5 separate regions of the Homo sapiens genome follow, and all the other regions are linked to region 1. Evidence: chromatin loops called from intact Hi-C (ENCODE). Cell type or tissue: OCI-LY7. All regions are shown on one strand. Links, peaks and the distances in the headings refer to the core of each region. The heading gives the core; the rest is flanking DNA.

Region 1 (6,518 bases), core at 869-5,868:
AAAAAAGAAAAGAAAAGAAAACGAAAAAGAAAAAGAAAGAATGCTTGGGCCAAGGGCGGTGGCTCATACCTGTAATCCCAGCACTTTGGGAAGCTGAGGTAGGTGGATCACCTGAGGTCTGGAGTTCAAGACAAGCCTGGCCAACATGGCGAAACTCCTTCTCTACTAAAAATACAAAAATTAGTCAGGTGTGCTGGCGCACACCTGTAATCCCAGCTACTCAGGAGGCTGAGGCAGGAGAATCACTTGAACCCGGGAGGCGGAGGTTGCAATGAACTGAGATTGTGCCACTGCACTCCAGCCTGGGCGACAGAGTGAGACTCCATCAAAAGAAAAAAAAAAGAATGCTTATAATTCCATTTCCCACTAATTTTACTATATTTTTCCAAGTTTCCAAAGAGATAATGGTTATATTATACAAGCAACATAAATGTTTTTAAAACCTTTTTGCAGGAGGAAGTTTAAAAATCACAAAATTGCTAAAGCAGATGTGGCAATTACCAAAAAAACAAAAAAAAAAAGAGGAAGTTTAAAGAAAAACTAAATATAGAAATAATGTTAGACTATTAGATGTTAGAATGCATGAGTGGAGTTATTGTGGCAGCCACATATGGGAAATCTTAGATTTTACATTTTGGGACATGTTCTGCACAATACCTCTATTCACTGAAAATGCCATTATATGAGCGTATGATGGATGATTGATTTTGTTTATTTTAGGAGAGATGTGAGTGTAGTTTAACAAAAGCCCAGAGAATAGTAAGTTGAAATGTTTCTCTTCTAGATATCATGTTTCTCTTCTAAAATACTCTTTTTTGTTAAAAAAATCATTTATTCTTATATTCATATAATAGCTTTTGAATACAAGCTCCAAAATTAAAATTAAATACGGTAACAAGTCAGCTGACCACAGTTAATTTTGCCCCAAGTCATATAATTACAGTCTCAATTGACTCGTTATTTACCCTTAGAAAGTCACTCCAAGCTGGCTGTGGTGATTCGTGACTGTAGTCCCAAGTACTTGGAAGTCTGAGGCAGAAGGATCATGTGAGTCCAGAAGTTGGAAGCTGCGGTGAGCTGTGATTGTGGCACTGTACGCCAGCATGCACGACAGAACAAGACTCTGTCTCTTAAAAAAAAAAAAAAGTTACTCCTATACTAAAAACACACACAGTGACCCACAACTATTACATAAAACAGACTAATAATTGAAGATTGAAAAGATTCATACTCCGCTATACATATATTCAGTTAAACCAGAATTATTCTAAAACAGTATAATCCATAATGTGGAAGATCAGTAGTGTATATAATCCAGAATAGTCCATAACCCCGAAAGAGAAATTAAGGACATGCATTTTGGTAAGATATGAATATTTGACATCCTGATAGTTCATACCTCCTTAAAAAGATGAAGGTATATTATGAATACTAAAGATCTGACTAGATAAGAGCTAAGTTTTACATTCTGGCTCCTAACTACAATGTTTATTTTCTTTCTTCTTTTTTTTTTTTTTTTGAAGGAGCCTTGCTCTGTCACCCAGGCTGGAGTACAGTGGTGTGATCGGCTCACTGCAACCTCCACCTCCCGGGTTCAAGTGCTTCTCCCGCCTCAGCCTCCTGAGTAGCTGGGATTACAGGCCCCACCACCATGCCCGGCTAATTTTTGTATTTTTAGTAGAGACAGGAATTTCATCATGTTGGCCAGGCTGGTATCAAACTCCTAACCTCAGATGAACCACCTGCCTGGGCCTCCCAAAGTGCTGCGATCACAGGCATGAGCCACCGTGCCAGCCATCCTAATTACAATATTTTCAAATAAAAAATTATGATAAATAATCTTAAATAGTCTGAAATCAGCTCTGCTATAGATAATTCATAAAGGCTGTCCAGCCCATTTCTGGCTCCTAGTCCAGTTTCCTGTCCCCATACTCCAAAGTCCTCTTCCCAAGACAGAAGTTCTTGATTCCCTGCCTGGCTTCAAGCTTTGGAAACAGTGCTGCCTTTCCTCAGGTAGGACAGCCAAAAAGTTATTTTTTTATTATGCTTTTTTGTATTTTCTAAATGTTCTATAATAAACTATTTTAAAACTCAGTTTTTAAGAAGCAATAAAAATATTGTAAGGGATTTACATTCAATTTGCAAGTGATTCAGTAATAAGTGATATGTGATCTTGCCATTTGTTGCATCCTTGTTCTGATTTCCCATAACAATTACCATATTCATAACCTAGGCCTTCCTGGTTGGAAATTGTCTTGTTCCCTCTGCCACCACAGAGGACTTAGAGCCCTTCACTGAGCCCTGCCTCCTGCCACTCTCATCTGTGGAACTGGGACCCTGTTAACTAACGGCTTACTTCTCCCATATTGCATGCCATAACAACACTCATGCTCAGGTTATCCTGTTACACCTGTGTGAACCTTCCTGCTAGGAACCGCTTTTCTGGCTCACCACTACTACCTGTTGCTGTTTTCCCTAGAGACCAAGTTCTGTAAGTCTTGAGGAGGTTGCAAACTGATGGTGCATAGGGCAAATTTAGCCCGCTAACATATTTGGTTTGGCACATTCAATGTTTGAAATGTTTACATTTGAATGTCCTTAGGCCAGACATATGTTCCCCAGTTTGCCATAGCCTCCAGTACTCCCTACTGTATATCTGCCCCTTTACTGGTTTACTTACTTGCTTGGAACATGAAGTCATTTGAGTTAGATCCTTAGGGAGAGAGTCCCTCCACTATCCCTACAGAACTTACCATCTCAGCTGGGCTCTGCTTATCTAGTAACTCAACAGAATGTCTAATTCTAAGTCTCAATTTTGCCTAGTCTTTCTGGCTCCGTTGATGTCAGCAAGTCCATTGTGTGAAATAACAATACTGCCTCAGTTGCAAGAAATTGAGCTAGGAAGATGATAAGATATTGGATGCTACTCTAGACTTACTGACTTGTTTACTACATCCCTCCAAATTATAGCTGTTCTCTGAAGAAATCTAAAAAAAAAGAAAGAAACTCACCAGAAGAGGGAAGCAAAGAACAGCCCAGATTTGCAGAAACATACAAATCTGATGGCTACTGAAGTAAGCATTACTGCACTTATTGATGACTTTAAGCAACTATCACAAGGATGGATGTTCATTGCCCAACCTTTCCATATGTAGTAGGTCCAGAAAATGCGCCCAGCCCCAGGCCCACATTCACTAAAGGATTGAATAAAGGATTCAATCCTTTATTCTCTACTGCATATTGAGAATTTGTTGAGTTTGAGAAAACATAGCATATCAGTTAGGGGAAAAGTTGGAGGAGGAAAGAGTCCAGATAGGGAGAACGTTGAAGGAGAAGTAAGAATAGAATAAGAAACAACCAAGCAAGCATGCGTGTAAGTAAAGAGGAAGGGAGGGGCCAGGCATGGTGGCTCACAACTATAATCCCAGCACTTTGGGAGGTCTAGTGGGAGGATTGCTTGGAGCCAGGAATTCGAGACCAGCCAGGGCAACAAAGCAAGACTGTAACTCTACAAAAAGAATTTTTTTAATTAGCCAGGCATGGTGGAGCACACGTGTGGTCCCATCTACTCAGGAGGCTGAGGAAGGATGATTCCTTGAGCTCCTGAGTTCCCAGGAGTTCAAGGTTACAGTGAGCTATGATCATACCACTGCACTCCAGGCTGGGTCACAAAGTAAGACCCCATCTCTGGGAAAAAAAAAAAAAAAAAAAGAGGAAGGGAGGAGGAAAGGCAGGGGAGCAGGAAAGCAAGTTAACAATTTATTGAGCATGTACACATGTGTACTTGATCCTTTTATAGATATCATTTCATTTAATGCTCACACCTTACTAAAGGTCACAGGGGCTCAAAGCAACAAAGTTGGAACGTATGTGAAGCCAAATATGTGACTCACAAGTCCATGCTCTTTTGATAACACCACAACTCTCTCAAAGGTGATTTATTTTAATCTGTGCAGCAAACTTTTACATAAGAGGTAACTCAACAGTACTTCACATGAGGAATAGATAAATTTAACTTTGAAAACAATCCTGTGAGGTACAGTTGGCCCTCCTTATCTATAAGTTTCACATCCACAGAGTCAACCAAACATAGATCAAAAATAGTTTTTAAAATGAAAAATAATACAAATGTTAAAATATATATATAGAACAACTATTTACATAGCATTTACATTGTATTATGGATTATAAGTAACCTAGAGATGATTTAAAGTATACAGGAAGATGTGCATAGGTTATATGCAAATACTATGCCATTTTATATGAGGGACTTAAGCATCAGTGGCTTTTGGCATCTAAAGGAGTCCTGGAACCAATCCTTCCCCTGATATGAGGGAAGACTGTATTGTGTTTTCCATTTTCACAGATGAGGAAACTAAAGGTCACAAAAGTAAAACATCATGCTGACAGCCAAGGGCTCTTGCAAACATCTGCAGTATCACTGGGTGTGTATGCCACAGGCAGAAGGGTTACCCCATTCTCTGGGCATCTTGCAAAGAGGTGAGCTAAGTAGGGCCAGGGTGCAGCTGGATGCATAACAGGGCTGTGCTTAAAGAGAGGAATCCACCCCTGTTCCTCTCCCCTTTATAGGGCAAGATGAAAGTGGAATTATGAACAAGGGACATAAAGTCTGGTCTGGGACACTAAATGGTCTGAATTTGGGTGCCAGTCATCTGGCAACACTGCTTATTAGTTCCTATGGAAAGTTGATTTTGGTCACAGCTCTGCCCACTGGGAGAAAAGGAGCAACAGTTACCAAGACAAGTTGTTTCAGACATAGCCACTTTCACTGGCAAAAGGAGAGGAGGCCCCAGCTTCAGCTAGTTCATCCAAACAACCTAGAGAGAACTTCTAGTGTCAAGAAGTCTTTAATCATTCATCAAAAATAGTGACAGAGCCAGGACTTGAATCCAGGTTTCGTTATCTCAGAATCCAGGTAGGAGCTATAAAGCTATTCCTTCATAAGTGAGGGACAACAGCCAAATCCAATAGCTATAGCAAATTTGAGGTTGTTTCACATGACTTTAGATTTCAGTTGTTCAAATGGCAGGTGAGTGTCAAACAAGGAAATGGTTCCAAGAGAATGATTCAATCATAACACCCCAGACACGGCTAGGGACATGAAAAGGAAGAACTGGGAGGAAAAGGGTACCTCAGAGATTAACAAAGGAATCACTCAATTGTCTTATTTATTTATTTGCTTACTTTATTTTTACTTTAAGTTCTGGGATACATGAGCTAAACGTGCAAGTTTGTTACATAGGTATACATGTGCCATGGTGGTTTGCGGCACCTATCAACCTGTCATCTAGGTTTTAAGCCCCCCATACATTAGGTATTTTTCCTAATGGTCTCCCTCCCCTTTCCCCTCACCCCCTGACAGGCCCCGGTGTGTGATATTCCCCTCCCTGTGTCCATGTGTTCTCATTGTTCAACTCCCACTTATGAGTGAGAACATGTGGTGTTTGGTTTTCTGTTCCTGTGTTAGTCTGCTGAGGATGATGGTTTCCAGCTTCATCCATGTCCCTGCAAAGGACATGAACTCATTCTTTTTTATGGCTGCATAGTATTCCATGGTGTATATGTGCCCCATTTTCTTTATCCAGTCTATCATTGATGGGCATTTGGGTTGGTTCTAAGTCTTTGCTATTGTGAACAGTGCTACAATAAACATATGTGTGCATGTGTCTTTATAGTAGAATGATTTATAATCCTTTGGGTATATACTCAGTAATGGTATTGCTGAGTCAAATGGTATTTCTGGTTCTAGATCTTTGAGGAATTGCCACACTGTCTTCCACAATGGTTGAACTAATTTACACTCCCACCAACAGTGTCTTCTTTTGAAAAGTGTCTGTTCATATCCTTTGCCCACTTTTTGATGGAATTGTTTGTTTTTTTCTTGTAAATTTGTTTAAGTTCCTTTTAGACTCTGGATATTAGATCTTTGTCTGATGGATAGATTGCAAAAATGCTCTCCCAATCTGTAGGTTGTCTGTTCACTGTGGTGATAGTTTATCTTGCTGAGAAGAAGCTCTTTAGTTTAATTACATACCAGTTGTCAATTTTGGCTTTTGTTGCAATTGCTTTTGGTGTTTTAGTCGTAAAGTCTTTGCCCATGCTGATGTCCTGAATGGTACTGCCTAGGTTTTCTTCTAGGGTTTTTATGGTTTTAGGTTTTAAGTCTTTAATCTATTTTAAGTTAATTTTTGTATAAGGTGTAAGGAAGGGGTCCAGTTTCTGTTTTCTGCATATGGCTAGCCAGTTTTCCCAATACCATTTATTACATAGGGAATCCTTTCCCTATTGCTTGTTTTTGTCAGGTTTGTCAAAGACCAGATGGTTGTAGGTGTGTGGTGTCACTTCTGAGGCCTCTGTTCTGTTCCATTGGTCTATATATCTGTTTTAGTACCAGTACCATACTGTTTTGGTTACTGTAGCCTTGTAGTATAGTTTGAAGTCAGGTAGTGTGATCCCTCCAGCTTTGTTCTTTTTGCTTAGGATTGTCTTGGCTATAT
Region 2 (6,518 bases), core at 665-5,664, 230 kb after region 1:
AGACCCCCATCTCTACAAATAATTTAAAAATTAGCCGGGCATGGTAGCACATTCTTGTGGTCCCAGCTACTTGAGGCAGGAGGATTGTCTGAGCTGGGGAGGTTGAGGCTGCAGTGAGTAGTGATCATACCACTACTTCAGTCTGGGTCCAAAGTGAGACCATGTCTCAAAAAAAGCAGGGGAGGAGGGGTGGCTCATGTCTGTAATCCCAGCACTTTGAGAGGTCAAAGTGGGAGGATTGCTTGAGTCCAGGAGTTCAAGACCAGTCTGGGAAACATGGTGAAACCCCTTCTACAAAAGAAAAAAAAAATAGAAAAATTAGTCATGCATGGTGTCACGTTCCTGTAGTCCCAGCTACTCAGGAGGCTGAGATGAAAGGATTACCTGAGCCTGAGGAGACCAAGGCTGCAGTGAGCCATGATTGTGCCACTGCACTCCAGCCTGGGTGATAGAGTGAGACAGTCTCAAACATAAAAATATAAACCACCCTCAATAATTTCATGAAACAGAGGAAAGCAGTAATTCAAAATAGTCTAACTTACTAATTGATCGACAGGGTCTCACTCTTGCCCAGGCTGCATTTACAGGACCTGCATTTACTCAGGAATGAAAACAGCAAAATTATCTCATAAATCAAGGCTAAATTAGAGATGGCCCAAGGGAGAAGAGATATGACTGAAAGCACACATGTAACAGAGAGAATAGAAATTAAATGAGCCAAAAAATGAAGTAAAAAATTGTTGTAGAGAAAATAATAGATATAGAACACAGAAAAATATGCAATGTTTATGGGAAGGCAGAACTCTGGGTGCAGAGCCAGGAGTTGCAAGCCCAGAGAGCAGAGCTTTGAATCACAGGGTTATTCTCAGGCCTTGAAGCTGAATGGAATTTTCCCTGCTGTTCTTTGAAATTGCTTGGGACAATGTCAGCACCCCATCAAAAATTACCAGACAGGAACAGAAGCTGAAAAATGTGACTCATACGAGAGAAATATCAGTCAATAGAAACAGAAAACATGGGCCGGGTGCAGTGGCTCACGCCTGTAATCCCAGCACTTTGGGAGGCCAAGGCGGGTGGATCACAAGGTCAGGAGATCGAGACCATCCTGGCTAACACGGTGAAACCCCGTCTCTACTAAAAAATACAAAAAAATTAGCTGGGCACAGTGGCAGGCGCCTGTAGTCCCAGCTACTCGGGAGGCTGAGGCAGGAGAATGGCAGGAACCTGGGAGGCAGAGTTTGCAGTGAGCAGAGATCACGCCACTGCACTCCAGCCTGGGAGACAGAGCAAGACTCCGTCTCAAAAAAAAAAAAAAAAAAAAGCAGAAAACATGGCAGACTAGAAGTTCTGGCACTTGTCTCTCTCACAATGACAACCAAAACGATGAAAACTACAATTTAATCTGGGCATGGTGGCTCATGTCTGTAATCCCACTACTTTGGGAAGATGAAGTGAAAGGATCCCTTGAAGCCAGGAGTTTGAGACCAGCCTAGGCAACATAGCAAGACTCCATCTCTACAAAAAATTACTTAAAAATTAGCTGGATGTGGGTGGTGCATTCCTGTAGTCCTAGCTACTAGGGAGGCTGAGATAGGAGTATTGCCCAGGAGTTTGAGGTGTATCACAGTGAGCTATGATTGCACCACTGTACTCCAGCCTGGACAACAGTGAGATCCTGTCTCAAAAGAAAACACAACATTTTAAAAACAACAAACAAAAATAAAACGGAGAGTTCCAAAGTGTCTCAGAGGAGTAACATAAATCTGGATGGGAACAGAAACAGATGGCCACCTAGAAAACAGAAGAAAACATTGGGCCTCTACCACCCCATTCCCCAACTAGGATTAGCTGAAAACCAGGAGGAACTTCTCCTTTCAATAAGGAGGTAGGAATGAGGATGGTAGCAACTCCCATCAATACTTTGGACACCAAAAAACAAAACAAAACAAAACAAAAACGGATAGGAGGCAGGACTAAATCACAGCTCCCACTCATACAGAGCATTGGGTGGAGACACATTGTGAACTCTTGCTCCAAGAACTACTGCAGGAATATACCAGGAAAGATGAGCGAATCCACAGACCCTTTGAAGGAAGTGGATTGCTCCTGCAGGACCCAGGAGATAGCCCAAATACTGTGAGTGCCCAAACTGTGAAAGTGGGAAAGAGGGATCATCTGCCCCTGAACACATACCCTCACTGGGGAACCTGAAGGTTCAGGTCATAGGAGAAGGATTTGACTTACCAGGAGCTGAGACAATTTAGAAAGCCAAGCAAATTACATGGGTAGAGGAAGCAGTGGGAAAAGCCCTGTGGGCTCTCTGGGTCCCCACGAAAGCCATTTCTGACTTTTCTCTCAGGGATCCTTGGGGAGGTACGCCAGAGGAACAGGGAAAAGACCACAGGGAGAAAGAAACCTCCAGCTGAACTTTGTAACAATTCCAACTAAACACAAAGTCTCCTGGCCAGAACTCTGGGGATGGTGTGAATCCAGTGTGCAGACCGATAGGCGGGGAGGAGTGAAAGCCCTGCTTGCTTCCTCAGCCAGGAGGCTGGTAGCCTGGGGCAAGTTCTCAGCCCTGCTTGCCCACTGCCTGGAAACCAACTAGGTGCTGTTGGTTGGGGGGCATGGTGAGAGTGAGATCAGCCTTTTCAATTACATGGGAGCTGGGTGAGGCCTGTAACTGCCAGCTTTCCCACACTTCCCTGACAACCTGCATGACACAGCAGAGACAGCCATAATCCTCCTGGGAACATAACTCCATTGACCTGGGAGCCACACCCCCATCCCCAACAGCCACCACAGCAAGCCCCGCCCAAGGAGAGTCTGAACTCAGACACGCCTAACCCTGCCCTTACCTGATGGTCCTTCCCTACCCAACCTGGTAGCTAAAGACAAAGGTCATATTCTCTTGGGAGTTCCAGGGCCCTGCCCACTGGCTGATCCTCCTCCATACTACCACAGCTGATGCTCTTTTGATAGATAGCACCACCTCCTGGTAAGAGGTCAACCAGCAGAAAACTAGTGCATTAAACAACTACAACTAAAGACACTCAGAGTCCATTTCACTCATCTGCCACCTCTACAAAAGCAGGTACTGGTATCCATGGCTGACAGACCTGAAGATGATTCACATCACAGGACTCTGTGCAGACACCCCCCAGTAGCAGCCCAGAGCCTGGCAGCCCTGCTGAGTGGCTAGATCCAGAAGAGAAATAACAATTACTACAATTTGGCTCTCAGGAAGCCACATCCCTAGGAAAAGGGGGAGAGTACTACATCAAGGGAGCACCTCATGGGACAAAAGAACCTGAATGGCAGCCTTGAGCCCCAGATTTTCCCTCTGACATAGCCTACCCAAATGAGAAGGAAACAGAAAAACAATTGTAATGTGACAAATTAAGTTTCGTCAACACCCCCCAAAAATCACACTAGCTCACCAGCAATGGATCCAAACCAAGACGAAATCCCTGAATTGCCAGAAAAAGAATTCAGAAGGTCAATTATTAAGCTAATCAAGGAGTCACCAGAGAAATGTGAAGTCCAACTTAAGGAAATAAAAAAAATGACACAAGATATGAGGGGAAAAATCAGTATGTATAATTGTGTCAATTAAAAACAATAAAAGCATAAAAGAAAAAAGACTCAGAAATGACACATAATGGAATTAATAGAAAAGGGCTGTAAAACAGCTATTGTAAGTATGCACAAGATCTGAGGAAAAACATTAATGTAATGAAAGCAGATGGTAGAACTATGTTGAACTTTTAGAGATGAAAAATACAATATCTGAAGTAATTCACTGGATGGGCTTAATTCTAAAACACTTTTGAAGAGAAGATCAGAGAATTTAAAGACATGGCAAGTGAAGCTATTCAAGAGAAAGCAAACATAATAAAAAAAAATTAGAAAAAATACAAGAGAGCAAGGAACACTGATTAATTAATGATGCTATAATACCAAGTGGTATGATACATCTACTTAGAGTCCCAGGAGAATGAAAATAAGAGGAAGAAAAAATACTTTAAAAAATAGCTTTAAAATTTTCCAAACTTGATGAAAACTATAAACCTGAAGATACAGGAAACTCAAAAACCCATAGTTGAGACAAGGTCTGGCTCTATTGCCCAGGCTGGAGTGCAGTGGCATGATCTCAGCTCACTGCAGCCTCCATCTCCCAGGCTCAAGTGATCCTCCCACCTCAGCCTCCTGAGTAGCTGGCACTACAGGCACACACCACCACGCCTGGCTATTTTTTTTTTTTTTTTTGTATTTTTAGTAGAAATGGGTTCTCGCCAGTTGCCCAGGTTGATCTCGAACTCTTGAGCTCAAGCGATCTGCCCACCTCAGCCTCCCAAAGTGCTGAGATTACAGGTGTGAGCCACCGTGCCTGGCCTCCATAACTGGATTAACACACATACATACCGCCATGATACCTCATAATGGCATTGCTGAAAATCAGTGATAATGAGGAAATGATAAATGTAGCCAGAGAAAGCAATATATTAGGCAACGAAAAACAATATAAACCAGTCTTTTCTCAGAAATTATGCAAGTCAGAAGACAATGGAACAATACCTTTAAAGTGCTGAGGAAACAACAAAGACAAACAAAAAATCTATACCCAGCAAAAATATCCTTCAAACATGAGGGCAAAACAAAGCCCTTTTAGACAAAAGAAACTAGTGAATTTGTAATTTGTTGCCAATGCATCTGAACTACAAGAAATACAAAAGGATGTTTTTTAAAGATTCAATGCTATTCCTGTCAAACTACCAATGACATTCTTCACAAAACTAGAAAAAAACTATTTTAAAATTCATGTAGAACCAAAAAAGAGCCCAAATAGCCATGGAAATCCTAATCAAAAAGAAGAAAACTGGAGGCATCACATTACCTGACTTCAAACTATATCACAGGGCTACAGTAACCAGAACAGGGGAAAGGAAAGGACTTCCCATCAATAAATGGTGCTGGGATAACTGGCTAGCTATATGCAGAAGATTGAAGCTGGACCCCTTCCTTACACCATATACAAAAATTAACTCAAGATGGATTAAAGACTTACATGTAAAAATCAAAACTATAAAAACCCTGGAAGACAACCTAGGCAATACCATCCTGGATATAGGAATGGGCAAAGATTTTATGACAAAGACACCAAGAAGCAATTGCAACAAAAGCAAGTATTAACAACAGTGATCTAATTAAACTTAAGAGCTTCTGCACAGCAAAAGAAACTATCCACAGAGCAAACAGACAACCTATAGAATGGGAGAAAATATTTGCAAACTAGGCATCTGACAAAGGTCTAATATCCAGGATCTATAAGGAACTTCAACAGATTTACAAGAGAAAGACAAACAACCCCATTAAAAAGTGAGCAAAGGACATGAACAGACACTTTGCAAAAGAAGACATACATGAAGCCAACAAGCATATGAGAAAAGCTCAAAATCACTGATCATTTGAGAAATGCAAATCAAAACCACAATGGGATACTATTATCATTTTTTGACTTTTTAATAAAATCAAAAAACAACATGCTGGCAATGTTGCAGAGAAAAGGGAACACTCAGACACTGTTGGTGGAAGTGTAAATTAGTTCAACCATTGTGGAAAGCAGTGTGGCGATTCCTCAGTGAGCTAAAAATGAACTATCATTTGACCAGGCAGTCCTATTACTGGGTATATACCCAGAGAAATGTAAATCATTCTACCATAAAGACACATGCACATGTATTCACAGCATGTGAATTATTCACGCAGCAGCATTATTCACAATAGCAAAGACATGGAACCAACCTACATGCCCATCAATGACAGAATGGATAAAGAAAATGTGGTATACATACGCCATGGAATATCATGCAGTCATAAAAAAGAATGAGATTGTGTCTTTTGTGGGAACATGAATGGAGGAAAAGGCCATTATTCTTAGCAAACTAATGCAGGAACAGAAAACCAAATACTGCATGCTGTCACCTATCAGTGGGAGCTAAATGATGAGAACACGTGGACACGAACGAAGGGAACAACAGACACTGGGGCCTACTTGAGGGTGGAGGGTGGAAAAAAGGAGAGGAGCAGAAAAAATAACTATTGTACCTGAGTGATGAAATAATCTGTACAACAAACTCCTGTGACACAAGTCTGCCTATATAACAAACCTGCACAGGTACCCCTGAACCTAAAATGAAAGTTAAAAAGGAAATGTTAAAGTACAGTGGCACGATCTTGGCTCACTGCAACTCTGCCTCCTGTCTTCAAGCGATTCTTCTGCCTCAGCATCCTGAGTAGCGGGGACTACAGGCACGCGTCACCACGCCCGGCTAATTTTTGTATTTCTAGTATAGACGGGGTTTCACCATATTGGCCACACTGGTCTCGAACTCCTGACCTCCTGATTTGCCTGCCTCAGCCTCCCAAAGTGCTAGGATTACAGGCGTAAGCCACCGTGCCTGGCCAAGAGTTCCTTTTTTTAAGGAGTCCAATTTTTTTAAAAAAGAAAATTAAAA
Region 3 (6,518 bases), core at 635-5,634, 290 kb after region 1:
TTTACAGTTAAAAGTAGCTTCCCAGAAATTTCCTATGCATATTAAGGCATGCACGTTTCATACATATATGTACAAATAGGATCAAACTACTGTTTTTTGTGGACTCTTAAGATGCTATTGATTGGTACAGCCCAATTTCAAATATGTTAAAATATGAAATGATGTACATTTTATAGTTGATGACATACAGAAAATTACTCTTTGGGACTCGCCTTTTTTCCACATTAAATACTTTGAACATCAGTTCATATTAGGAAGGAGAGAAATCTACTTCATTCTTTTTCTTTCGTAGTATTCCATATTCTAAATCCATATTAAGATATGTATTCTGTATTCCAAGTCCACAAATATACTATGGTTTAAGAATTCGCTTATTGTTGAACATTCTTGTTCTTTACTGATTTTTATGTTATAAATAATGCTGCAATAAACAACCACGTTTATATGTCATTACATACAAGCAATTATATTTATAAGTTTCTGGAAGTGTAATTGCTGAGTCAGAAGGTGTACATACAGTACTTTTTTTGTACAACTTAAAAAAATCTTTTGCTAGCTTCTGTGTTTTTCAGTGTTAGAAAGAACCAAACACACAAATGAGCAGCTTCTGCCAAGGTTCCTTGTAGAGAAAAATTTCTGGAAAGATGGATAGATGCATATAGTTAAGCATCTCTATGTATCCATTCATACCATCGTGTTTCAATTCTAAGGTGCATATTTTTCATTTTTTAACAATTCTCAATTGGAGATATGTTGTATAATGCAGGTGCACAGATAATACTACAGTCTTTTCCCCAAAAAATTCTGCGTTAAATTGTGCATCTTACAACCAATGGTATTTTAGAATCATGGAAATGCAAGTGTATTTTAGTAAGACTGTGTGTATATATGTATATGTCCTTCAAGATTTATTTGGAAATTATTCTAATTTAATAGTGAGAATGTAGTTTTAATTGTTTTCCCATTGGAGCAATCTTGGAAACAAGCCAGAGTTTTGCAGACACCCCATGTTTATCAGTAGCTAGTACTGTCCTTTGGAGTCTGCACATGTGATTTAAAAGCCAGCCTTCATTTGCTAAAGAGCCTCATTGCAAGGAAAAATCAAATCACAAACAGCACCTTGAAAAATACTAATATCATGTTACTTAGAGAAGTTAGAAGTTTATTCTAACCCCTGTAATTTACAGATGAGCAAACTTCTTGTGGTGCAACATGTGGCATTTTGCACCTCTTGCCCAACTGATAATTGATATTAAAATAATATTATTAGATAAATATTACAGGAAGGCACACTAGTTGTGAACTGATAGCGTTCTTGCAAATGACAGCATTCCCTCTTTCCTGCAGGTTTTCCAGAAGTCTGCCGCCTGTGAACTCTCCTAGGGGAATCTGTATCATTTCCCAAGGGCTTGGTGTTGGCAAGTTTTGTCCCTCACATCTGTTTCTCTCTTTCTGTTTAATTAGCTTTGAAATCTATATTTTTCTCTCTTCTACGTTTCCCACCTTTTTTTTTTTTTTTTTTTGGTTTCCCAGCTGTGTGTGCAGTGCATCATGTAGGCTGTGCCTTCCTGCCTCTTGGCACTGAAAGGTTTCCATTGCATCAGGGTTGGCCTTGGGAGGAGGTCTTAAACAGTTGGCACTTAATAAATGGTCTTGACTGTATAAGCTTTTTTGGTCTTTCTTAAGACCATTCTAGGCTGGGCACAGTGGCTCATGCCTGTAATCCACCACTTTGGGAGGCCGAGGCGGGTAGATCACGAGGTCAGGAGTTGAAGACCAGCCTTTCAGGACGGTGAAACCCCATCTCTACTAAAACTACAAAAATTAGCCAGGTGCAGTGGCAGGTGCCTGTAATCCCAGCTACTCGGGAGGCTGAGGCAGGAGAATCTTTTGAACCCAGGTGGCAGAGTGAGCCAAGATTGTGCCACTGCACTCCAGCCTGGGTTGCAGAGTGAGACTCCATCTCAAAAAAAAAAAAAAAAAAAAGACCATTCTGATATTGCACTGGAAGAGCATCTGAGCCAGCGTGCTCCTTGTTGCTCCATTTGACTCATGCTCTCTCCAGTTATCTATCATAGCCTGGTAAAAAGGCAAAAGCAGTTGTGCATGTATGTGATAAAATTGCTAAACTGTTTCTTGTTAACTGTCAAGTGGCATTGAAGGAGACAGTTATTTACATTTTCAGTTGCTTTTTGTGAAATACAAAGATCAAAGACCTTTACTGCAGTTTCCTCCTCTACTCAAACCACAACTTCCTTCCTCTGTGTTAAAAGCCTCTGCAACATGCATTGGTATTCTACTTTCTCACCTTCAGTGACAAATAATAATTTTATTGTGCCAAGATGAAATGTGGTCACTTGAGGGCTTTTCTGTGGGTGCCTCTGCATCTCTGAATGGACACCTTTGGAAGACACTTACCATACTTTCAGCAGCATTTTTAGTTTTTATTTGTTAAAGGAAAAAAAGACTGTAGAAGTGTTCCTGACTAGATTTCAATCCTTTTTTGGTTTCTGGACCCTTTTGAGAATCTGATGAAAGCTTGAGGGTGGTGATGCTTGTCACAGGGGCAGCTGCCACAGGGGCAGCTGTGGCTCGCTCCAGCACATTCTCCAAAAGGGATTCCCTTTCAACAGTTGTTTAAATAAGATGGCAAGAAGATGGCTCTCAAGACTATAATGAAAAGATAACAATAGAGGAAATGGCAGAAGAGCAGGGTGGGTAGTTCTGCACGTGATCGAAGCATCGGTGTTCAGACTATGGGAGGAGCAGGGGAGGCAATGTGGGAGCATTCAGAGTGACTCCCCACTCACAAAAGACACATCACCCCAGTCTCAGGACATTCTGATAACCCCAAAGCCCATCTAGGGGCTGCTAGGGAGTCTGTGGGCCTCAGGTTGGAAAATTCTGCTCTTGTCTTATTGGCATTTAACATGCGGGCTCAAGAAGTCTGGGGCGGACCATTACCTGAATTTCAGCTCTAATGCTTCCCAAGCGTGAGGCTTTGGCTAGTCAAGTCATTTGCTTCTTTAAGCCACTGTTTTCCCACTGAAAATGGGAAGAAATAAAACCAGACACACAGGACTGTGGAGGGCCAACTGGGATGACCTGAATAAAACATCTGGCACATTGTCACTTAGTAGGATCTCAAAAAGTGGCTGTTCTTTTCCCTTCTTCTGTCCATCTTTGATTTCTTTTATGGGGAGAGGTTTTCTTCCCCAAGGAGATGGTTTTTAGAGCTGTGGAAATCAGCTACATTGAGGCTAATTGTATCTGTCAGAACTCAGATGCATTTGCTGATGTAGAGGTTAGGAAACAGATGTCACTCTTTCGCTCCCTGGACTCCCTCCACAAGATGAGGTACTACGGCTGGTAGACACTGGGCTGAGGCTAGAAACATGGTAAGGTCGTCCTGGGAGAGCCCTGAGTGGAGGGAATTCTGTGCTAATTCCCAGAAATTGAACTTCTCCTAGGACAGTTACCCCAGCAGGGATACTTCGCTGGAGAAGGCCAAAGGCTGTAGGCCAAGGCAGCGCCCACTGGAGGACTACAGGGCACCTCTCACGGTAGGGACAAGGAAGAAGATCTCAGAAAACTTTGAGAGGAGAGAGAGCGAAACCTGGTCTGGGCCAAAGCCTAGTCCTGAAGGCTTATTAAAATGCTTTGAGGCCAGGTGCGGTGGCTCACACCTGTAATCCCAGCACTTTGGGAGGCCGAGGCAGGTAGATCACTTGAGGTCAGGAGTTTGACACCATCCTGGCTAATATGGTAAAACCCTGTCTCTACTAAGAATTAGCTGGGTGTGGTGGCACGTGCCTGTAATCCCAGTTACTTGAGAGGCTGAGGCGGGAGAATTGCTTGAACTGGGGAGGCGGAGGTTACAGTGAGTGGAGATTGCGCCACTGCACTCCAGCTTGGGTGACAGATCGAGACTCCACCAATCAATCAATCAATCAATCAATCAATACATTTCTCTGAGAGCAGGGGTTGGCCCTTCTCTCCCCTGTCTGGTCCCCTTCTCCTTCCCCATACTCTTAAAACCTACTTAAGAGTTTTCAAACAAAAGCATTATACTCCAAAGCCTTAAATATTCCTAGCTTTGTTTTGGTGTTCATTTTATCTGTTTTTTGTTTGTTTTGTTTTGTTTTATTTTTTGAGACAAGGTCTTGCTCTGTTGCCTAGGCTGGAGTGCAATGGCATGATTATACCTCACTGCAGCCTCAACCTCCTGGCCTTGAGCGATCCTCCCACTTCAGCCCCCAGTGTAGTTGGGACTATAGGTACACATCACCACACCTGGCTAATTTTTAAAATTTTTCATAGACATGGGGTCTTGCTATGATGCCCAAGCTGGTCTTGAACCCTTGGGCTCAAGTGATCTTCCTGCCTTGGCCTCCCAAAGTGCTGAGATTACAGGCATGAGTTACTGTGCCCGGCCTTGGTGTTCATTTTAAAGGAAACAAAAGGTTGAAATGGCACTGTGAATTTTGAACAGTCAAATAAATATTAAAAACCCAATGAATGGGCTGGGCGTGGTGGCTCACACCTGTAATCTCAGCACTTTGGGAGGCCAAGGCAGGTGGATCACAAGGTCAGGAGATTGAGACCATCCTGGCTAACATGGTGAAACCCCGTCTCTACTAAAAATACAAAAAATTAACTGGGTGTGGTGGCGCACCTGTGGTCCCAGCTACTTGGGAGGCTGAGGCAGGAGAATCACTTGAACCCAGAAGGTGGAGGTTGCAGTGAGCCAAAATTGCGCCACTGCACTCCAGCCTGGGTGACAGAGTGAGACTCCGTCTCAAAAAAAAAAAAAAAAAAAAATCAGTGAATGAACTCATATCAATGGAACGGGCAAATAAGGTGATTAGCAAGAGCAGAGTAAAATTATTAGGAAGTGCTGATGAAGGGACATTGTGGGTGTTCACCCGTGAAGGAGGGACAAAGCTCTGGTTTATAGAGTTTGAGTGTTAAGCAGAGGAATGAAAGTATCCATAGACCTGTGGTGCTTAACAGCCTAAATGTTCATCAAATTTAACCAAACCTAGTTTAACTAAGGTTAACTTTGTTGCAGTACTACCACAGGATGGACTAGTGTGGAACCATGACAGAAAGAAAAAAGAGCTTTATATATTGACTATGAAAGATACACTATAGTATTAACTTTTAAACTAATGTATATAATATGGTCCTGTTTAAGTAAGAAAGAAGGTGGTAGGGCAAAGGATAGGCATGCTTATTTGGTATTTAAAACTTTGGGAAAAAAAATAACCAAATTATTATCTGGGATTCTAGCTGGGAATGGATTGGGGAGGAGTCTGGTTTGACACAGCAGTTTGAGCCAGAGTTTGGAAACAGAGCTGGATTCAAATTCTGACTCTGCTCTTTCTGCTATTGTAACTTGGCAATTTGCTTAACTACTTTCTTACGTAAAATGGAACTCATCAAAGCACTGACCTCATATCACGAGGATGAAAATAAGATTAAAAAATACTTAGTTCAATGCCTGGCTCATAGTAAGTGGTAAGTGCTCACCATATTTTAATTTTTACATAGAACATGTCTTACTTTTTCATTAGAAAAAAAGAAAATAGAGTTATTTCAGTGGGAAGTAGTGGTTGAGGTTAAGAGGCTTAATGACATACACCGGGACTCAAATGACACCGCCAGAGGGGGCACATTTGTTTAAAGGGAAGAGTGTGAACTTGTAAAGTTTAGGAAATAAGAATGTAGCTGGGCTCGGTGGCTCACGTGTGAAATCCCAGCACACTGGGAGGCCAAGGCAGGGTGGATCCCTTGAGCTCAGGAGTTCGAGACTACCCTGAGCAATATGGTGAAACCCTGTCCCTGCAAAAAATACAAAAAAAAAAAAAAAAAAAAAAGAATATGAAGATCTACATTCAGAAGGAAAATGTTGGGTAACTACAGTGAAAGAATACCAAAGGGCAGAGGTTAGCTCTCAGATCATGCAGAATAGGCAAATGTGGTAATTAAAAGTTCTGTAGATTCTGAATAGAATGTACATTTTTAAAAGGGAAAATGAAGTTCACTAGGATAATCTGTACTTGGGAAAATAGGCTATCTAATAAAAACCGGGACAAATACTTGTTTTGATTATTATTATAATCCTTACTTGGCTTAATATTAAGAAGGGTTAAATTATATTAAAAGAACCTCAATGAAGATGGGGAAGAATTACACTGAGAAGATATTATATGCAGTGAAAATGGTTGACAGTGCTTCAGAAATTTCCAGAACAATTGGGTAAGAGTGGTCAGCTTCGTATTTGTCATTTTTGTTATAGATAATTAGTTCAAAGCCAAGAATCTATATTTGAGTTCAAGACTACTTAACAGCTCCAAAGAAAATTCTTCTGCTTATTTTAAAAGCCCACTTTTTGAAATCTGCCACAAGCTCAAAGGAGTTTTACAGAAACCTTAAAGGTACTTGGAAGTCTGAGGGCACTCAGCTTGTAATGAAACATGAGGCTTTGGGGGCCAGGGTGGAGGGAGAGAAGGAAG
Region 4 (6,518 bases), core at 626-5,625, 410 kb after region 1:
GCATTTAGAATCCTTTAGCTAGACACAGAGCGCTGATTGGTCCATTTTACAGAGTGCTGATTGGTGCATTTTTACAGAGTGCTGATTGATGCATTTACAATCCTTTAGCTAGACACAAAAGTTCTCCAAGTCCCCACCCAACCCAGAAGCCCAGCTGGCTTCACCTCTCAATCCCAGCACTTTGGGAGGCCGAGGTGGGTGGATTACAAGGTCAGGAGTTTGAGACCAGCCTGGCCAACATGGTGAAACCTGTCTCTACTAAAAAAATACAAAAATTAGCTGGGCATGGTGGCATGTGCCTGTAATCCCAGTTACTCAGGAGGCTGAGGCAGGAGAAATGCTTCAACCCGGGAGGTGGAAGTTGCAGTGAGCTGAGATTGCACCACTGCACTCCAGGCTGGGCAACAGGGTGAGACTCTGTCTCAAAAAAAACAAAACAAACAAACAAACAGACAAAAAATCACCTGCTCCAGTGACATTTAGACGAGAGAGAAGAAAGAAATACAGAAAGACAACATTTACTCTAAACAGAGTCACTTTTAACTGGCAACTTTAAGACTCTATTTCTGCCTCTGCTTCCACAAGAAAGAGGATTTGAGAGCAAGGTAAGACCATTAGAGAAAATAATCTACACTTCTATAGCAACATTCTTTTGTAGTGTGCTAAATTACATATGTCATTGTACTTTGATGACTGTAATTTCTAATCTGTATTGCCTCTCATTCACATTCGAGTCATTTATTTGGGTACTTACTGTAGTAGGCATTAGCATTTACCTATCCCCATTGACTCTGGTCTAGGACTAGCCAATATCCAGTTTTGAGTCTAGGGAGTGGACTATTGCCTTCCCAGCAATGGCTGAGAGAGGCTTAATTCTCTCTCATATTGTGGGCCTGTGGGTGAATGCACTTCCTTTTAGGTTATAAGTGAGTTAATTATTTTTCTTTTTTTTGAGATAGAGTCTCACTCTGTCACCCACGCTGGAGTGCAGTGGCATGATCTCAGCTCACTGCAACCTCCACCTCCCAGATTCAAGCAATTCTCCTGCCTCAGCCTCCTGAGTAGCCGGGATTACAGGCATATGCCACCAAGTCTGGCTAATTTTTTTGAATTTTTAGTAGAGACGGGGTTTCACCTTATTGGCCAGGCTGGTCTTGAGCTCCTGACCTTGTGATCCACCCACATCGACCTCCCAAAGTGCTGGGATTACAGGAATGAACCACTGCACCTGGCCAAGTGAGTTAATTATGCACTTACATTTCTGAAAGTAAGAGTGAGACAGGAGAATAGGGTCTGCAGGCAGGGAATTCATGCTGATTTCCTAGAACTAAATCAAATGGAAACACTTCAGCTATGACAGGAAAGATCCTCTCTGTTTACATAGGAAGCAAACCAAGTAAATGTTCTTGTAGCTTTACTTCATCTTCTTCATTTACATAGCACGTACACCAGGTAACCAATGGAAACCTCTAGAGGGTATTTGAACCCCAGACAATTCTGTAATGGAGCTCTTGAAGGCTCTATGCTCGGGTCTGCTCCCACCCTGTGAAGTATACTTTCATTTTCAGTAAATCTCTGCTTTTGTTGCTTCATTCTTTCCTTGCTTTGTGTGTTTTGTCCAATGCTTTGTTCAAGACACAAAGGACCTGGACACCTTTCACTAGAAACAAGAGTAATGTGCTCTGCCTCTTTATTTTTATTTTTTTAGGCTTAAAAAATTAAACAGAAGAGCAAGCTTATTGGGCTAAACAAGAGAGATTACAATGGAATATTGAAACAGATATCCAGCCATGGTGATCTGGGAACTTGCTCCAAGGTGGAGCTAGTGAAGGAGTGAATGCACAGCTCAATAGGCTTCCTCAGTGGATCTGTTTGAAGAAGTTTGGTTATTCTCTGTTTCTGTAGCTGCATCAGCTTCTCCTGCAGGGTACAGGAGTGTGAAGACCAAAGTTTAAGGAGTTGCAGTACAGGTTTACCCTTGAATTGTGGATTACCAAGTGGCCGTGCTGGAGGCTTACTTTTACACCTTGGTCTATGCTTGCATTCGAAATGTCCAGGGGCTTTCTTGTGACCCGAAAGCAAAGAAGCTTGTCCTTTGTTTAAACCAGGCACAGTAGCAGGAGTAGATGCGCCAAGGGCAGAGAGGTGTGTCAGGTGCTGGCAGGGTGGCTTGGGACCGAGAATTGGGCCTCACCTCTAGGCATTTCATCCCATAGTAGGAGGCTGCACTGAGTTGGTTGAGGTCCTGGCCCAAGGACGTGCCCTTGGTAGACTGCACCTCTTATCACAAGAGCTTTCTTATCTTTGGCTCCTGTGCTCTCAGAGCTTGTCTCTATGAGTTTTAGTGAGCATCAGAATTCAGCGGTCAAACCTAAGGTAGATGTGGACAAATGGCTAAGAGAGCAAGGTGCTAGTTTAGGGATGAGCTGTCAATGGAAGGATGTGCTTTTTGAAATTTTAGGCTTGTGTTACAGAGAGATTTTTCTTGCTACAGACACCTGAGTGGTCTCTGGTTTTCTCTTGTGAGGAGGCATGCCCCGCCCCCTTGTGGCGGCCTCAGGAGTGAGAAATCAGGAACTACCCAGTTGGAGAAGTAACCTGCACTCTCAGCAATGCGGAAAGAAACCAGCCGGCAACCTGGGGCAAAGGATCCTCACATACTGTGGTGACGGCTCTGTGCACAGACCAAGGAAGGAGAAGCCATGAGAGCCAGTAAAATACTTCCTTGGTGGTCAAATTCTGGAGGGCTGAATGTGTGTGTGCATGAATGAGCACAAACAACCCTGCTTGCAGTGTTGTTTGTGTGGATGGTGACAAGTCCTACTGCTGGAGTAAGGGGGTCCTCTCTGCGGTTCTGTGGCTACCTCATATGGCTTAGGGCAGATCATGCTGTGGGATTTATACTGGCATGCCAACTCTAAGAGGGGCCTAATTCTCCCTTGGGGGAGTGACCAGAGAGGACAACACGAGTGGGAAGTGTGCAAGGGACCTTCAGAGGGGGAAAGGGAGGACACAGGTCCACCTCCCAGGGCAGGCAAGGCAAGACACCCCCTGGTTTGAGGGGTAGAACCTTCTGGGACAGGCAAGGCAAGGCATCCCTGGTGTTGTGGGAAGTCAGGGACCCCAAACAGAGGGACTGGCTGAAGCCATGGCAGAAGAACATAAATTGTGAAGATTTCATGGACATTTATTAGTTCCCCAGATTAATACTTTTATAACTTCTTACGCCTGTCTTTACTGCAATCTCCAAACATAAACTGTGAAGATTTCATGGACACTTATCACTTCCCCAATCAATACCCTTGTGATTTCCTATGTCTGTCTTTACTTTAATCTCTTAATCCCATCATCTTTGTAAGCTGAGGAGGAGGTATGTTGCCTCAGGACCCTGTGATGATTGCATTAACTGCACAAATTGTTTGTAGAGCACATGTGTTTGAACAATATGAAATCTGGACACCTTGAAAAAAGAACAGGATAACAACAACATTCAGGGAACAAGAGAGATAACCTTAAACTCTGACTGCTGGTGAGCCAGGTGGAACAGAGCCATATTTCTCTTCTTTCAAAAGCAAATGGGAGAAATATTGCTGAATTCTTTTCCTCAGCAAAGAACATCCCTGAGAAAGAGAATGTGTCCCTGAGGGTAGGCATCTAAAATGGCCACTTCAGCCGTCTTTTATGGTCGAAGCGGTAGGGATGAAAAAAGCCCCAGTATCCCGTAGTGCTCCTAGGCTTATTAGGACTAGGAAATTCCCGCCTAATAAGTTTTGGTCAGACCAGTTTTCTGCTTTCAAACCCTGTCTCCTGATAAGATGTTATCAATGACAATGCGTACCCGAAACTTCATTAGCAATTTTAATTTTGTCCCGGTCCTGTGGTCCTGTGATCTCGCCCTGCCTCCATTTCCCTTGGGATATTCTATTACCTCATGAAGCACATGATCTCTGTGACCCACACCCTATTCGTACACTCCCTCCTCTTTTGAAAATCACTAATAAAAACTTGCTGGTTTTAAGGCTCAGGGGGCATCATGGAACCTGTTGACATGTGATGTCTCCCCTGGACACCCAGGTTTAAAATTTCTCTCTTTTGTACTCTGTCCCTTTATTTCTCAGACCGGCTGACACTTAGGGAAAATAGAAAAGAACTTACGTGAAATATCGGGGGTGAATTTTGCCCAATATCTGGCTGAATTTCTCCCAATATCACGAGTGGGAAGCGTGCAAGGGACCTTCAGAGGGGGAAAGGGAGGAAACAGGGCCACTTCCCAGGGCAGGCAAAGAAAGACACCCCCTGGTTTGAGGGGTTGAGCCTTCTGGGACAGGCAAGGCAAGACACTCCCTGGTTTGAGGGGTTGAGACTTCCGGGACAGGCAAGGCAAGACATCCCTGGTTTGAGGGGTTGAGACTTCTGGGGCAGGAAAGGCAAGACACCCCTTGGTTTGAGGGGTTGAGCATTCCATGACAGGCAAGGCAAGACATCCCTGGTTTGAGGGGTTGAGCTTTCCACATATTTCAGGGGGTTGAACCTCACACAAACCTCCAGTAGTAAGAAAAATATTCAGAACTCCCCTTTCCTTTCTTCTCAGGGGAAGAAAGAGTAGCTCCACTCCTGCCAGTCCCCCCCAGGGAAGGGGGAAGGACAGGGGAGAACAGCAGCATAAGCAGCTGGCAGAGGCAGGGAAAGACCAGCAGAGAGGAAAGAGAAATTGGGAGAGGAAGTCAGAGAGAAAGAGACAGAGAGTCAAAGAGAGAGAGAGAGAAAGATACAGAGGTCAAAGAGGGAGTCAGAGAGAGAGAGAAAGAGTGAAAGAGACAGAGAGTCAAAGAAGAGAGAGAAAGAGAGAGGCAGAGAGAGAGAAAGATACAGAGAGTCAAAGAGGGAGTCAGAGAGAGACAGAAAGAGATAAAAAGACAGAGAGTCAAAGAGAGAGAGAGAGAAAGAGAGAGGCAGAGAGAAAGAGACACAGAGACAAAGAGAGAGAAAGAGACAGAGAGTCAAAGAGAGAGAGAGAGAAAGAGAGAGGCAGAGAGAAAGAGACACAGAGACAAAGAGAGAGAAAGAGACAGAGAGTCAAAGAGAGAAAGAGAGAGATAGAAGTAGTAAAGAGAAAACAGTGTACCCTTGTCCTTTAAAAGCTAGGGTGAATTTAAGACCTATAATTGATAATTAAAGGTCCTCTCCATGACCCTATAACACTCCAATACCAGCTTGTTGTCAGCGTAAACAAGGGCATAGCCTGAAAGCACTGAGGCCACTAACAACCCATAGCCTTCCTATCAAAAACCCTTAACTCAGTAACCCGTGGATGGCCCAAATGCATTCACTCTGTAGCAGCAACTGCTTTGCTAAAGGAAGAAAGTAGAAAAATAACTTTTAGAGGAAACCTCAATGTGAGCACACCTCACCAGTTCAGAACTATCCTAAGTCAAAAAAGCGAAAAGGTGGCTTACTAACTCAAAAATCTTAAGGTATGGGGCTATTCTGTTAGAAAAAGATGATTTAACATTAACCACTGATAATTCCCTTAACCCAGCAGGTTTCCTAACAGGGGATCTAAATCATAATTAATTACCATACAAAGATCAGACCAGACATAGAAGGAACTCCCTTCAGGACAGGATGATAGATGGTTCCTCCCGGGTGACTGAGGGAAAAAACCACAGTGGGTATTCAGTAAGTGATAGGGAAACTTTTGTAGAAGAAGGGTTGGGAAAATTGCCTAATAGTTGGTAAGCTGTTTGCACTCAGATAAGCCTTAAAGTACTTACAGAATCAGGAAGGGGTCATCTATACCAATTCTAAGTTAATTTAAACTAAACAAAGTGTTATTAGTAGCAAAGGATAATTGAAGTCCCAAACTTACAAGGTTTTCAATAAAGGTAAAGTTTGCTAAAAGTTAGCAGTGTAACCTGTATTCTCCTAACTTTTAATCTTGTGGCCTTAGGCAGTCTAGTCCACAGACATGAAGGAAGTTTGCTTTGGAAAAGAATGGTTATCATCTTTGGGAAAAAAAAACGGGGGGGAGAATTTATGTAAAAAGAAAGTTACGTGGTAGAGAGATCTGTTCCAAGATGGCTGAATCGGAACAGCTTCGGTCTGCAGTGCCCAGCGTGACTGATGCAGAAGATGGGTGATTTCTGCATTTCCAATTGAGGTACCTGGTTAATCTCACTGGGACTGGCTGGACAGTTGGTGCAGCCCACAGAGGGCGAGCTGAAGCAGGGCAGGGCATTGCCTCACCCGGAAAGTGTGATGGGTAGGGGGATTTCCCTTTCTTAGCCAAGGGAAGCTGGGACAAACTGTACCTGGAAAAACAGGACACTCCCACCCAAATACTGCACTTTTCCCAAGGTCTTAGCAACTGGCAGACAAGTGCTATTGCTGAGGCTCGAGTAGGTAAACAAAGTGGCTGGGAATTTCGAACTGGGTGGAGCCCACTGCAGCTCAGCAAAGCCTACTGCCTCTAGACTCCACCTCTGTGGGCAGGGCTTAGCTGAATAAAAGGCAGCAGA
Region 5 (5,788 bases), core at 3-5,002, 250 kb after region 1:
GGCCTTTCACAACTCCCATGTTTAAAACAGGTAGTGAATGAAACCAGATTATTTAAGACAGACAGCTGCCCTTGGTGTTGCAAAGGGAATCGGGCTGGCATGTCTTCAGGGGAAGTTGCGTGAGGTCCGGGAGGCCCAGGGCAGGGACCGCATCTGCAGGATTAGGCACCGGGGCAAGGTCTTTTGGGAACACAGTACTCAGCAAGGCACACAGTAGACTCTTGGATATTTTAAAGGAGCCAAAAAGTAAGCAACAGCTCACTCTGTCAATACCCTCTCTAAGCCTGGCTCTTACTCCTTCAACCCAAATTCATTTAGCTCAAGCCTTCCTCATTCCTAACTCTTATTTATTACTCTTATTTATCATTTGTTTAACAAAATGAGGTTTTTTGTTTGTTTGTTTGTTTGGTTTTACAACATGGCTGTCAACAAAAATAGGGGAGACAGAGATTGTGGTGTGTGCTATGTAGACCTAACTACACTCGTCTTTCCTGTCCTGAGCTCTCTTCTGACTGTGTTCAGACCCTCACACACATGCAGACACGAAAAAAAATGCCAGTCTTCTGAGAAAAAAATGCATGGACAGTGTTGGCAACAGTGCAAGTTTCAGAACAAACTTTGGTCACGTAAATCTTTGGGAAGTAAGTCCAGTACCTCATTCCATCATTCTGTGGTCAGGAAACTACTCTTTTATTTTTCCTTCTTCACTCTTTAAAGGGTTGAGATTGTTTTCTGGAAAATGGCAGGTGTTTGGTTAAATACTGTTTTGCTACACTTGAAGGGCAGAGCAGTCCTCACTTAGTGATGGAATTCCTTTTGCCTTGAGGCAGAATTAGGCTGCTAGTGACTCATGAGGTATACCTGGAAGAGGTGAGTGAACTCAGGCCTTCCCAACATCCGGTGATGACCTCTGTTTGCACACACGTAGCCACTTTGCTCCTTTGCTTTTATGACCTGGAATGACTGATAGTGCCTGAAGGAACAGGCTGCTATTACTTTTCAAGGTAAGAGACCCTGTGTAAATAGGGAGCCTCCTGAGGAAGCAAGGATTCCCTGCCCTGTGTACCTGTGGTGCTTATCACCTCCCTGGCAGGGAAGCTCTGCCCAGGTAGGGTAGTTTGAGAACATCATTATCTGGGCAGCTACAAAAGTGATACACCAAATGAAACTTTGAACTTATCCAATGTGCTGTATTTTAGGGCTCATCTGGGACTATTCCTGTGAACCTGACTGTTAAGTCAGAATCACCAGTGAAGCTTGATGCAAATTGAGAACCCCTAGCCTGGGAGACTTATGTGACTCATTTTCCTGTCTTGTTCTAGAAAGAAGCTTATTCAGGCAGCAGCTAGCTGTAGGGATTTTTTTTTAATTTTTTTTTTTTTTTTGGCAGTGGAAAGAGCTCTTGAAAGTACAGAGTGGCTTTAAAGTTTAAAGAAGATTAAAATGAACACAACATATAAAATAAACACAACATATAAAATGAACACCTATGTACCCATCTTAAGAAATAACAAAGTTGTTTTTATAGGTCTTCACTGGGTGGAAAAATATTAACAAGCAACCAGGTCAAGAACAAAAAATAACAACCAAAACAATTAGTGGTGTCCCACAAATAGATCCAGAAATTGAAGGCCATGAAACAGAGACATTGGAGAGTCTGCCCAGTGTTCATTAGTTGAAAATCTAGACTTGAGTCACCAACAATGCTGACATCATAAATCCAGTATGCCAGCTGACTTAAGGATAACTCAGGTGGTTTGTAGATACTGAACTGGGATGGGCATCCTTATTTCAACAGCGGCGCATGTTTGGAAGAGCACGGGCCCAACTCAGGACTCGGAGTTGCCAAGCGGACCGTTTCCCCTAACCCAGGCCTGTTTCCTGTCCTGAGGTCCTGGTACCTCCAGGAATCTATTCTGTTCTCAGAGTGTCCCTCTCATTTTGTAATGGTAGAAAATGAGAAAATGAAAAACAGACCATTTTTTTCTTTGAAGCCATGTTCTGTAACTTCCTCCTGCTTCTTTTGCATTTTGGGTTTTGCCAGTACTTGAGACTTCCCTTTTTCTGAATTTTAGTCAGTTTTTAATTTATCATTCTAATAGGGGCCATGGAAATTAGAATAATAAAGGTTTGCTACTGATCATAACATAGTATTAATTTTAGTAGATTGACAGCTTTTTTTTTCCCCTCTAGATTTAAATATTTGAACAGAGAATAACAGGTTATGAAACTGACTAATTCAGGTCTGGCCTCTGCCTTCCTCTGTAGTCAGCCATCCCCCAGGTTTGCTGCCCTGGAGTTGAGCACACCAGGGCCTTTCAGCCTTACCATTAGGGAAATGAGGCAGATAGAGGAGGTTGGGCAGTGACTTGCGGAGACAGGTGGCAGGGGCAGAGGATTAACCACCCAAGCCCAACAAGCATATCCACACTGAATTTTACGCTTTAATCAGTCTTTCGTTAAGTTCTGTTTTTTTTTTTTTCTTTTTTTTGAGTTGGAGTCTTGCTCTGTCTCCCAGGCTGAAGTGCAGTGGTGCAAACTTGGCTCACTGCAACCTCTAACTCCCGGGTTCAAGCGAAGCTCCTACCTCAGCCTCCCGAGTAGCTGGGATTACAGGCAAACACCACCACATCTGGCTAATTTTTGTATTTTTAGTAGAGACAGGGTTTCACCATGTTGGCCAGGCTGGTCTCGAACTCCTGACCTCAAGTGATCCACCTGCCTTGGCCTCCCAAAGTGTTGGGATTACAGGCTTGAGCCACCGCACCTGGCCTGTAAGTTCTGTTTTTTTTATGGTTGCCTTTAGTGATGATAGTGTTCTATATAAGTGTATTAGTTTTTAAGGGCTGCCATAACAAAATACCACAGACTGGTGGCTTAAACAACAGAAATTTATATTCTCACAGTTCTGGAGACTGGAAGTTCAAGATCAAGACGTCAACAGGTTTGATTTCCCTGAGGCCTCCCTCCTTGCCTTTCAGATGGCCACATTTCTGCTGTATTCTCACAAGAACATTTCTCTGTGCACAACCCTGGTGTCTCTCCCTCTTCATAGAGTGCCAGTCATATTAGATTAGGGTCCCACCCTTATGATCTTATTTAACCTTAATTGTTTATTAAAGCCTGTCTCCAAACACAGCCATACTAGAGATCAGGGTTTCAGTATATGAATTTGGGTGGTACATTTCAGTCTATAACAATCGCCTTTATAAAGGATATTAGTTGTCCTCCTTTACACAGGGAGGATCTTTTCAGGACCTGCAGTCTATGCCTGAAACTGCACATAGTACTGAACCCTATATAAGCTATATTTTTTCCTATACATATGTACCTATGATAAAATTTAATTTATAATTTAAGCACAGTAAGAGATTAACCATAATACCGAATAATAAAATAGAACAATTATAACAATATATTGTAATAAGATTTATATAAAAATGATCTTTCTGTCTTCACTTTCTCTCAAAATATCTTGTATACTGCACTCACCTGTTTTCAGACTGCATGGTCTGTGGTCACACTGCAACTGTGGAAACCGAGACCATAGATACGGGGGACTACTGAGGAGACCACACCGTTTGTGTTGTGATTGTCATATGGTTTATTTCTGTATCTATGTATAATCCCTACAAATTATAGTTACTTTTTTCTTTAAACAATGATCTTTTGAAGAAATTAAAACAGGAGAAAAATACGCATTTACTGTGTGTGGGGCTTTTGATTTTTTAGTGTAGACACAAGTTTCCATCAGGGATTTTTTTTTTGTCCTTCAGCCTGAAGAATAAAAATTTTTAATATTATAGCTCACGTCTACTGGCCACAGATCCTCTCAGCTTGTTGTTTGTGCGCACACTTGGCGTCTGTGTGTCCAGCTCTCCTCTTATAAGGATACCAATCAAATTGGATTGGGGACCACCTTAAGACTAATTTTAACTGAGTCACCTCTTTAAACATTCTGTTTCCAAATGCAGTTGCTTTCTGAGATATTGGGAGTTAAGTCTTCAGCATATGAACTTTTTGGTGTTTCTTAGTCTGTTTGTACTGCTGTAACAAAATATCTGAGACTGGGTAATTTGTAAAGAACAGAAATTTATTTTCCACAGTTCTGGGGGCTGGGAATTCAAGATCAGGGCACCCACAGATTCAGTGTCTGGTGAGGGCAGCTCTGGGCTTCCAAGAGGGTGCTTTCTTGCTGTGTCCTCACATGGTAGATGAGATGGGAGGTGGAGGGGCAAAAGGCACTGGGGTACACCTTTCAACATCTTTTGTAAAAGCACTAATCCACTCATAAGGGTGGAGCCCTTATGACTTAATCACTTCTAACCACCTCTTAATACCACCACCTTGGGGTTTAGGTTTCAACATATGAATTTTGAGGGGAGATACACCTTCAGACCATAGCAGGAGGGACACAATTCAGATCATAACAATCGGGATGTTTTAGACTGCAATTAAGCAAATGCCAATGAACAGTGATTTGAATAGTAAAGACATTAAATTGTCTTATATGAAGGGCAGTCTGGGATTGGGTAGATTCAGGATTGGATCCTTGGCTAAACAGTGTCATCAGGGACCAGTTCTATCTATTCTCATCCTTAGCATGTTACATTTTTATCTGCAGACTTGCCTCTTTGTGGGCGGAAATAGCTTTCTCAGCAACAGGTATCACAGGTTCCTGCCAACCTCTTTTTAAGACAGGAAGGGGGAGAGAGAGAGAGAGAGAGAGAGAGTGTGTGTGTGTGTGTGTGTGTGTGTGTGTGTGTGTGTGTGTGTGAAGGGTGGACACAGAGGGCAGCAATAAATTGCTTCTCTAGTAGTGTCTATCCCTTTTCATCCGGGAGTAAAATCTTTCCTGGAGCCTCTTTAAGCCTCATTGGCCAGAACTGAGTCACAGCCTTAAGGGAAGCTGTGAAAGTGAGTATTGGGCATTGAGGGAGAACCTCTATTGTGGGAGGTTGGCTGTGCCCATAGGGGAAGGGGAGGGGCATGGTTACAGGGTGGACAAGAAGCATCTGTACTAACCCTGGGCTCCCATTCCCTAAAGGCCAGTTACAGCCATCAGTATTCCTGATACTAATAATCCCAGGTTTCATTGGAGTTAAAACTAACCACCCATGATGGTAGTTGGGAGGAGAAAACCAAATAATAATATGGAAGGTGTTGAAAATCACATATACATAATTACTACTAGCAGTGACTTTTTCTTATTCTTTTTCATTTTAAAACTGACTGGAAGTATCTTGAAGCAGTGATTTTTTGATGTTAAAGGTCATGGGTTTATAAAATAGCACTACTTACTTTGGGGAAAGCATCCTACATTCCAGCCAGAAAGGTATCCATCATATAGAGAATTCCTTAATTTTCCAGAAATGTTTACCATCCCAGTAATCATGGCAAACACTTGTTGAGTACGTAGGGTGGGCCAGCAGGCACTGTGCTGAGTGCTTTATACACATTATTTAATTTCATCTTCAGGAGGAATCTATGAGAAAGATACTATTGTTAAGCCTTGTTTGCAGATAAGGAATTGAGGCTTAAGGAGGTTAAGTAACATGCTGTGAATGCCTGGCCACGCTGGGATTTACACTCTGGTGGCTCAGCTGCCCTCCCATACTTGTGCTACAGGGTGTTACTCTTCAATAATACTGCCACAAACACCCTCTTTTTCTGTGAACTCTCAAAGGCTGTTGCCTCTCCAACCAGTCTGGTTCTGCTACAAAGCTTGTCTCCATGTTTCATTCTTCACATTTTGTTGTTTTTAATAGTAGAAGGATGAACCATGGTG

The links. Hi-C counts contacts between places; a loop is a spot of excess contacts. Peaks named below come from ENCODE experiments on the same cell type or tissue, not always from the same donor. Only the 100,000 strongest peaks of a DNase experiment are listed, where the experiment ranks them.
Region 2: a loop joins it to region 1, with 8 times the contacts of the local background. A loop is called at or near these places in 14 of 110 quality-filtered maps.
Region 3: it touches region 1 in a loop (2.5-fold over the local background); 6 of 110 quality-filtered maps call a loop at or near these places.
Region 4: a loop joins it to region 1, with 9 times the contacts of the local background. A loop is called at or near these places in 9 of 110 quality-filtered maps.
Region 5: a loop joins it to region 1, with 2.8 times the contacts of the local background. A loop is called at or near these places in 9 of 110 quality-filtered maps.

What each region holds. Positions count from the first base shown.
Region 1 is chr5:119,019,112-119,025,629 of GRCh38, forward strand. It overlaps DMXL1-DT (DMXL1 divergent transcript), which reads right to left. Exons shown (of 3, transcript NR_134250.1): 2 at 966-1,129. Among named protein-coding and RNA genes, the nearest start is that of DTWD2, 34 kb to the left of the region's middle. In OCI-LY7, for the core only: CTCF peaks have their summits at 3,003 (motif pointing right) and 3,227; DNase peaks (open chromatin) are centred at 2,430, 3,020 and 4,480; H3K4me3 peaks cover 778 bases; H3K27ac peaks cover 4,310 bases.
Region 2 is chr5:119,253,236-119,259,753 of GRCh38, forward strand. No RefSeq gene overlaps it. Among named protein-coding and RNA genes, the nearest start is that of TNFAIP8, 100 kb to the right of the region's middle. RefSeq lists an enhancer at 2,517-3,073. In OCI-LY7, for the core only: CTCF peaks have their summits at 2,992 (motif pointing left) and 3,191; a DNase peak (open chromatin) is centred at 2,996.
Region 3 is chr5:119,306,889-119,313,406 of GRCh38, forward strand. It overlaps a transcript of TNFAIP8 not described here. Among named protein-coding and RNA genes, the nearest start is that of TNFAIP8, 46 kb to the right of the region's middle. In OCI-LY7, for the core only: a CTCF peak has its summit at 3,568; DNase peaks (open chromatin) are centred at 1,663, 2,203 and 2,563; H3K4me3 peaks cover 2,882 bases; H3K27ac peaks cover 3,329 bases.
Region 4 is chr5:119,433,108-119,439,625 of GRCh38, forward strand. No RefSeq gene overlaps it. Among named protein-coding and RNA genes, the nearest start is that of HSD17B4, 16 kb to the right of the region's middle. In OCI-LY7, for the core only: CTCF peaks have their summits at 2,540 (motif pointing left) and 2,740; a DNase peak (open chromatin) is centred at 2,534.
Region 5 is chr5:119,273,645-119,279,432 of GRCh38, forward strand. It overlaps a transcript of TNFAIP8 not described here. Among named protein-coding and RNA genes, the nearest start is that of TNFAIP8, 79 kb to the right of the region's middle. RefSeq lists enhancers at 92-141, 216-715, 1,138-1,187. In OCI-LY7, for the core only: no CTCF peak of the experiment used is centred there; DNase peaks (open chromatin) are centred at 1,257, 2,337, 3,537, 4,657 and 2 weaker places; H3K4me3 peaks cover 4,731 bases; H3K27ac peaks cover 4,671 bases.